Linked DNA regions of Mus musculus: region 1 is linked to region 2. Evidence: chromatin contacts called from ENCODE POLR2A ChIA-PET data. All regions are on one chromosome and are shown on one strand. Each heading gives the region's core, a stretch centred on a gene start or an enhancer-like site at or near the end of the contact. The rest is flanking DNA. Distances are from core to core; before and after follow the strand shown. Region 1 holds the start of Zfp61 (zinc finger protein 61). Region 2 holds the start of Zfp235 (zinc finger protein 235).

The links. ChIA-PET counts read pairs that join two places held with the same protein, here RNA polymerase II (POLR2A).
Region 1: POLR2A ChIA-PET joins it to region 2 with 11 read pairs in Patski. The contact joins the promoter of Zfp61 here to the promoter of Zfp235 in region 2. POLR2A ChIA-PET finds 5 or more read pairs at or near these places in 3 of 5 experiments (Patski and embryonic stem cell).

Annotation. Positions count from the first base shown.
Region 1 is chr7:24,297,696-24,301,146 of GRCm38, forward strand. It overlaps Zfp61 (zinc finger protein 61), which reads right to left and starts at 1,854. Exons shown (of 7, transcript NM_009561.2): 1 at 1,498-1,854; 2 at 579-680; 3 at 1-43.
Region 2 is chr7:24,130,383-24,133,717 of GRCm38, forward strand. Zfp235 (zinc finger protein 235) reads left to right here and starts at 1,990. Exons shown (of 5, transcript NM_019941.3): 1 at 1,990-2,841.

The sequences.
Region 1 (3,451 bases), core at 604-3,103, 170 kb after region 2:
CTTCTAATCGCCACACCCACACCGCAACTCACGTTTTCCACCCCTACATAAATATTAAACAGAAAAACAGTGGATGGTTCCTGGGAACCCGAGGTTGACATCCGGCGTCCATACATGTACACACACACACATGTACACACACACGTACACACACACAGGTCTCAATAAATGTACAAAGCCCGCTCTCAAGATCCCTGCAAGCCAGTGCTAACCTATATTCATGATACTGGCTGGCTTCCTCTGGGAGCTTGGACCAGTAAAATGTGGGTTTGAACAGCCTATTGTCAGAGGCTAGCCTGGGATATGGCCCCCACCCTTGGGTTCTTGGAAAGAAAACTCTTTTACCCTCTCATGCAGTGCCAAGGCTTAGAAACCCCCGCTTGTGGGTTTTTTTTTTTTCCTTTATCCATCCCTTCACCTAGTGCTGGGGGTCACTCTCCTTCCTGTCCCATCGGGAAGGTCTGTGGCCCAAGTTCAAAGTAGGACAAGGATGTTCGTGTGCTTGCTTCCGAGTTGTGGTGCCTGGTGGTCTCTTCGGGGTTTCTGCCATCTGGGCACAACACTCTGTATAGACTCACCTCTAATAAAAGTTAATCCCAGGTGTACGACCCACACATCCTCCAGCGTCAGCCAATCTTAGTCACTTATGGCTTCCAGCACTGCTTTTTGGGAAGTCAGGGCTGCAGGGAAACCAAAAATTGTAAAATTATAAAATTCCCTACATTACATCTCACAGTTCCTGCCCCAGTACCTGCTGCAAGCAGCCAGCTCCTTCCTCTAAAGGTCATAGATGGGTCACAACTGTGACGGCCAAGAACTGGATGAAGTATTACTATGGTCTCTCCATGAGACCTGCATGCCAGGCAGTTTTGAGTGTTTCACCATCCTTTTTTTTTTTTTTTTCTCTCCAAGTATGCTACTAGGAAGGTCTAATGTCTGTCTTTTGCAGAACACCCAAGATATGCACAGAGAGATCTGCTAGTGCGGCAGGGGCAGAAGCAGAGCCGACTAGGGGGTGGAGAAGGTGGGCGCCGCGGGAGCAGGGAGGGAGCTGCAGAAGGGGAGCGGTGGCCGCAGGCGGAGAGGGGGGCTGCAGGAGGGAGGTGGCTGCAGGAGTGAGGGGGACTACAGGAAGGGAGAGGGGGCTTCAGAGAGGAAAAGAGGGCTGCAGGGAGGGAGGGGGGTAACGAGGGGAGAGGGAAACTGCAGAAGGGGAGGGCTGCTGCAGGCGGGAGGGCTGCTGCGGGCCGGAAGAGGGGGTCTGAGGGCAGGGAGAGTGGGTTGCAAGAAAGGGCTGCAGGACCAGAGAAGGAGATTGAAGGCAGGAGAGGGCTGCGGGCAGGAGGGGAGGGGAGCTGCGGAATGGGAGAGAGAGGGCTGCAGGCAGGGAGAGGGGGCTGCGGGGACGGGGCGGGGCGGGGGCACTGCAGAAGCCGCTCGCGCCGAGGGCCTGCAGGCACCAGGACGCTCCCTCCGGAGCTCGCCGCTGCTCCTTACCTTTCAAACCTCGCTCCTTCCTTTTCACCCGAGACGCAATTGCTGTCGATCTCAGAAGCATCTAGCGGGTCATTCTGGAGGTTCCTGGCTAAAATAACTCAAATCCAGGGGGACAGATGGCTACAGGCTAGCCTGAAGCCGACGAGTTCCCAGAATTCCGCGTGGAGAAACCGTGCGTGACGCTCGGCTCCCTCAGTGGTAACGGAAGTGAGGATGCAGAGGCGCGGGTGGCCGGTCCCGAAGCTAGGGGAGGAGCACCATCCTCCCGTATTGGATTTCCCTGTTGTTTTTCATTTCCCATACTCCCTAAGAAAGTCTTGGACAGCAACGTCTTTACATTGGAGGATGTCTGCCTTAGGACGTATAGGCTTTGGCGCTGGAGAGATGACGTGGTGCGGAGAGCGCTACTAACTGCGGAGCTCAAAACCGTAGTTGCTCCAGCTCCGGAGGACCCGTCGCTCTCTCGTGGCGTCCTCGAGCACTGCATGTACAAGGTACACAGACAAAACATGCAGAGAAAACATCCATAAATAAATAAATAAATAAATAAATAAGTGAGTGAATAAATAAACTTTCCAAAATACTAAAATAAATAAATAAATAAAATAAATCATTTATTGGTGTGTTCATGCATGCGTGGGGAGCGTGCGTGCATGTTATGTGAGACCCCCGAAACTGGGGAGACCTCCGCTCAAGTCCCGGGATGAGCTGGCACCCCAATAAAACCACACCTGATGCAAAACCACAAGAGGCTTTATTGTCAGCTAGCTGAGGACCGCGCAGGGCAGGGGAGTTCGGCCCCCAGAGGTAACAGTAGGGGGGGGGTCTTTTAAAGGAAAAGTGAGGAATTGGGAGGAGTTGGGAGGAGAGTTGGCAACAGTTCTTCTCTGGCGAGGTGGGGGAGTGAGCTATAGCTCCTCTCCTGTGTCTATCTCCGTGTCCTTGGCACAGGGAGCCAAGCAAGGGCCTGGCTAGGTCTTCCTACAATTATCGCATCTCTGGTTGTAAGGCACAGAAAAAAAAAAAAAAAAAAAAAAAAAAAGCTTTTTGCTGGCTATAGAGAACAAAGAGCTTCTTTCTGGCTGTATCCCCAGAGATCGGGGAAAACGGGCTTGGGGGAACGCTCGGGGTCTCACAGTTACAGCGCAAATGAGGAAGTCATAGGACAGCGTACAGGAGTAAATCTCCTTGCAGTCACTATGTGGGTGCAGGGGACCCAACTCAGGTTGTCAGGCTGGGCAACAGGAGTGTTTACCTGCTGAGCCACCTTGCCAGCCCTTGAAAACTCATAAACCCCAGCACAAGAGCCAACTTTTTAAAAGGAGTGAAGATTCAAACATGGTTCAGCAATTTCAATAGAAATAAGAGTAGCAAACATGGACATGTTTATCTTTAGAATTTTTTTTAAAGAAATGGATATAGGCAAATTACCTTGTGGGGGGAAAATGATAACATGTGAGAACTGAACTATCGCATGTTGATGGCAAGAATACAAAGCGGACAGCTGTGTATTTTTTAAAGTTGCTCTTAGAAAAGTTAAATATATTACCATTGATCAACGTAGTAGTAATTCTAGATGTAAATGGCTGGCTGTTTCACAGCATAACCCATTCTCTTAACTCCCTCCTTCCAGTTTCCAGCCCAGGCCCCTTCAAACATTTCTCCCGGCCACTCCTCCCTCAGTTTTCCAACAGCGTAAACAGTCCTTCTCCGGCTTTCCCCATTCTAACCGCTCCAAGCTATAACATCGGCTCTGCCTGTCTACTCAGCTCAGCTTCTCCTGGCTCAGCTGTCTCAGAGTTCCTTCTGTCCCTACTGCCTTCTCCTCTACCCCGCCCCTTCGCTTCTACTAGCTCCGCCCCGGCCCCGCCCCCGGCCCCTTCTCCGCCAAAACTGGCTTTGTTCTCCTTGGTCTCCTGAAGTTTCTCAGTCCCTGCTTCTTTACAAGAAATGA
Region 2 (3,335 bases), core at 740-3,239:
ACCTGCGGACCATTTGCCCAGGGCTGGCACCGTTTACAGTGAGTTGGGCCCCTCCCACATCAACCACTAATAATGAAAATGCTTCATAAACTTGCATACAGCCCAGTCTCATGGAGGCATCTCCTCAGCTGAGGCTCCCTCTTCCCTGCAAGTTGACAAATCACAGGTAACTTTAGCCCAAGGGGATCTGGCATCCACTTGTAGCCCACAAGGGCACCTGTACCCACAGACACAGACAGATAGACAGACAGACAGACACACACACACACACTGAACCTGTTTAAGAAGGATTGAATGGGTGTATAACAGTGGAGTAAACACAGTCCATACTCTTGTCTCTGACACAGTATTCTAGACTTAGGTCAATAACCTGAGCTACAAGCTAGAGCAGATCCTGAGACTCCATGGTAAATGGACATGGTTTTGTTATGTTTTAGGGAGGGAGATGGAACAAGAGAGTAGCACTGAGTTGAACTGTCCTCCAAGCAAGAAGCTGACATGTGGCTGCAGCATGGTTGGCTCAGAAGTGGATTGTCAACTCGCTGAGACAAAGTAAGCCGTCTTCCTGTAATATGTCATTTACTTTATTTATGTATTTATTTATTAATTTGTGTTTGCATGCCTCTGTGTGTGTGTGTGTGTGTGTGTGTGTGTGTGAGTGTGTGTGTGTGTACACCAGTGTGCTGCAGCACCTGTGGTAGAGGCAGATGTAAATTACAGAAAGTCAGCTCTCTCCTTCCACTGTGTGTGTTTCAAGGATTGAACTCAGGTCCCCGGGCCTGTACCTGCCAAGGCATTTGCAGGCCACGGGCAGGGTCTCTTGTTTCTGCCACACTAAGAGGTCAGGCTAGCTGGTATGGAGTCTTCTTGCCGGCTTCAATATGGCACTTTGCTTTTATTGTGAGAATCAATAAATGGTTTTCTTTTTTTGTTGTATCTGTAGGTTGTATGGGTGGTGAATATCCAAGGACACAGCATTGGCTATGAGTTAAATCCAGTGTTTCTCAAACCTAGCTTCTGGTGCACTCAAGAAAACAGCTTTTCCAGTTTTACTTACCCTTTGCTTCCAATTAGTGTGTGTGTGTGTGTGTGTGTGTGTGTGTGTGTGTGTGTGTGTGTGCATGTTTGGAAGAAGAAGAGTAATTATGGCACAAATACAGGAGTCACATACGTCAGGTGTCAGTACTACCACTGAGCCAGGCTCCCAGCCCTTCACTGGGGGATTCTAGGCAGGTTGTGGTTTGACTGAGAATGCCCCCATAGCTCATATATTTGAATGCTTAGTCTTCAGGGAGTGGAACTCCTTGAAAGGATTTAAAAGGTGAGCAGGCGTGGCCTTCTTGGAAAAAGTCTATCACTGGGTATGAGCATCAAGATTTTAAAAGCACATGTGAGTCCATTTCTCTTTCTCTGCCTCTCTGCATATGGATCAGGATCTAAGTCTCAGCTACTTCTTCAGCATCATGCCTGCCTGCTGCCATGTTCCTGCTCTGATAAAGGACTAAACCTCTGAAAGTGTAAGCCAGCCCCCAGTTAAATGCTTCCTTTGGTAAGAGTTGCTTGGACTTGTGGTATCTCTTCAAAGCAATAGAACAGTGACCAAGACAGGAGTTGGTACCAGGGACTGGAGTATTGCTGTGACAAGCCTGACCATGCTGTTTGTTGAAGGAATATGGAAGACTTTAGGACTTTCCACTACAAAATTATTAAGTGCTTTTTGATTAGTAGAGCTTAGTGGGTCATCCTAGGAGGAGAATGCAAGACAAGGGCAATTTGAGCTGGGGGTGGGGGGCAGCTCAAGAAGTTTCAGAGGCAAACAGTACATGGCCTAAACCATTCTAGTCATATACTGAGGAAAAAAAGTGGGTGATTTTTGTCCTCATCCTAAAAATCTGCCTGAAGCTAAGTTGATGAGTTTTGTATTACTGGCATAAGCAGGGGAGATTTCCAGACAGCCTTGTGTTGACTGTGTCTTGTGGTTATTAGCAGTCGCTCTCATGGAGATCCAGCATGAGGAGGAGCAAGCCAGACAGAAAGAACTATGCAGTGTGGAGTGTGAGGAGAAAAGAAGCACCGTGAAGGCTTAAGGAAAAGCCTGATTCTGAATGCTATAAAGGGAGTGCTGACCTCAGGGCAACACCCCACCCAGCGAAGCCTCCAGCCTGTGAGAAGGAAGAGGAAAAGCTTCAGCATGAGGGAGGCCATCAGTTCCAGCTTCAGCATGAGGGAGGCCATCAGTTCCAGCTTCAGCATGAGGGAGGCCATCAGTACAGCTTCAGCATGAGGGAGGCCATCAGTTCCAGCTTCAGCACGAGGAAGGCCATCAGTTCCAGAAAGATAGTGGACATAGAATCGGATGGGGCCAAGGTCCAGACCATCGAGCAGCAGAACATGCCAGCTTTGGCCACTTGGTTCTGGCTTTAGAGTCAAGGATACAAGAAACACTTGGTTCTGGCTTTAGAGTCAAGGATACAAGAAAAGGGTTCTTGAGCCTCCCTTAGTAATGAAGGAAATGCCCTGAAGGCAGTTGTAGTATAGGAGAGTTCCTGCATAGTGGCCAAGAGAGGGCATTGAGTGAAGCTGTGAACCTGGATTATGTCGGAGACCACAAGATGTTGAAGATGCCAGAACTATGGGATCCCAGCTGCAGAGAGCTGCAGACTGAGGTGAAACCAGCCTGAGAGAGACAAGTGTGTTACAGCCAACATAGCCGAAAGAGTAAAGCATCTGAAGAGTGCTTTGACATCAGCATGGAGATGCAGAGTTTGGCCTCCACCTTTGGTTTTTAGTCTTGCTATGGTCCAGTGTTTCCTCACTATACTGCCTTCCCATTAAGAAATGGTAAAGTATATTTTATGCCATAACACATTGGATTATGTGGTCTGCTTTTTGATTTTGATTTTACAGGGAATTACAATGAAGAGATTGTCATGAGTATCATAAAAGTTTGACATTTAGATTTTTAAAAAATATTGGGATTGCAATAGATGGTGGGGACTTTTGAAGTTGGGCTGAACGCATTTGGCATTATGATATGGGCAAAGGCTTATCGAGACAGGTAGCAGAGTGTGATGGTTTGACTAACAGTGGCCCCCATACATCTATGTATTTGAATGATTGGAAATAGCAGGGAGCCATGCTTTCTGCCATGTTAATGGACTAAGCCTCTGAAACAAGCTTTGATCATGGTGTCTCTTCATAGCAGTAGAATAGTGACCCAGACACCCTGTGCTCTACCATCACTCCCACAGCCTGTGACTGGAGGATTCTATTCAGGGACTCTGCCTCTGCTGCTGAATCAGGCTCCTATAGCTGAGCAGTTGAAGTTTTAGCTT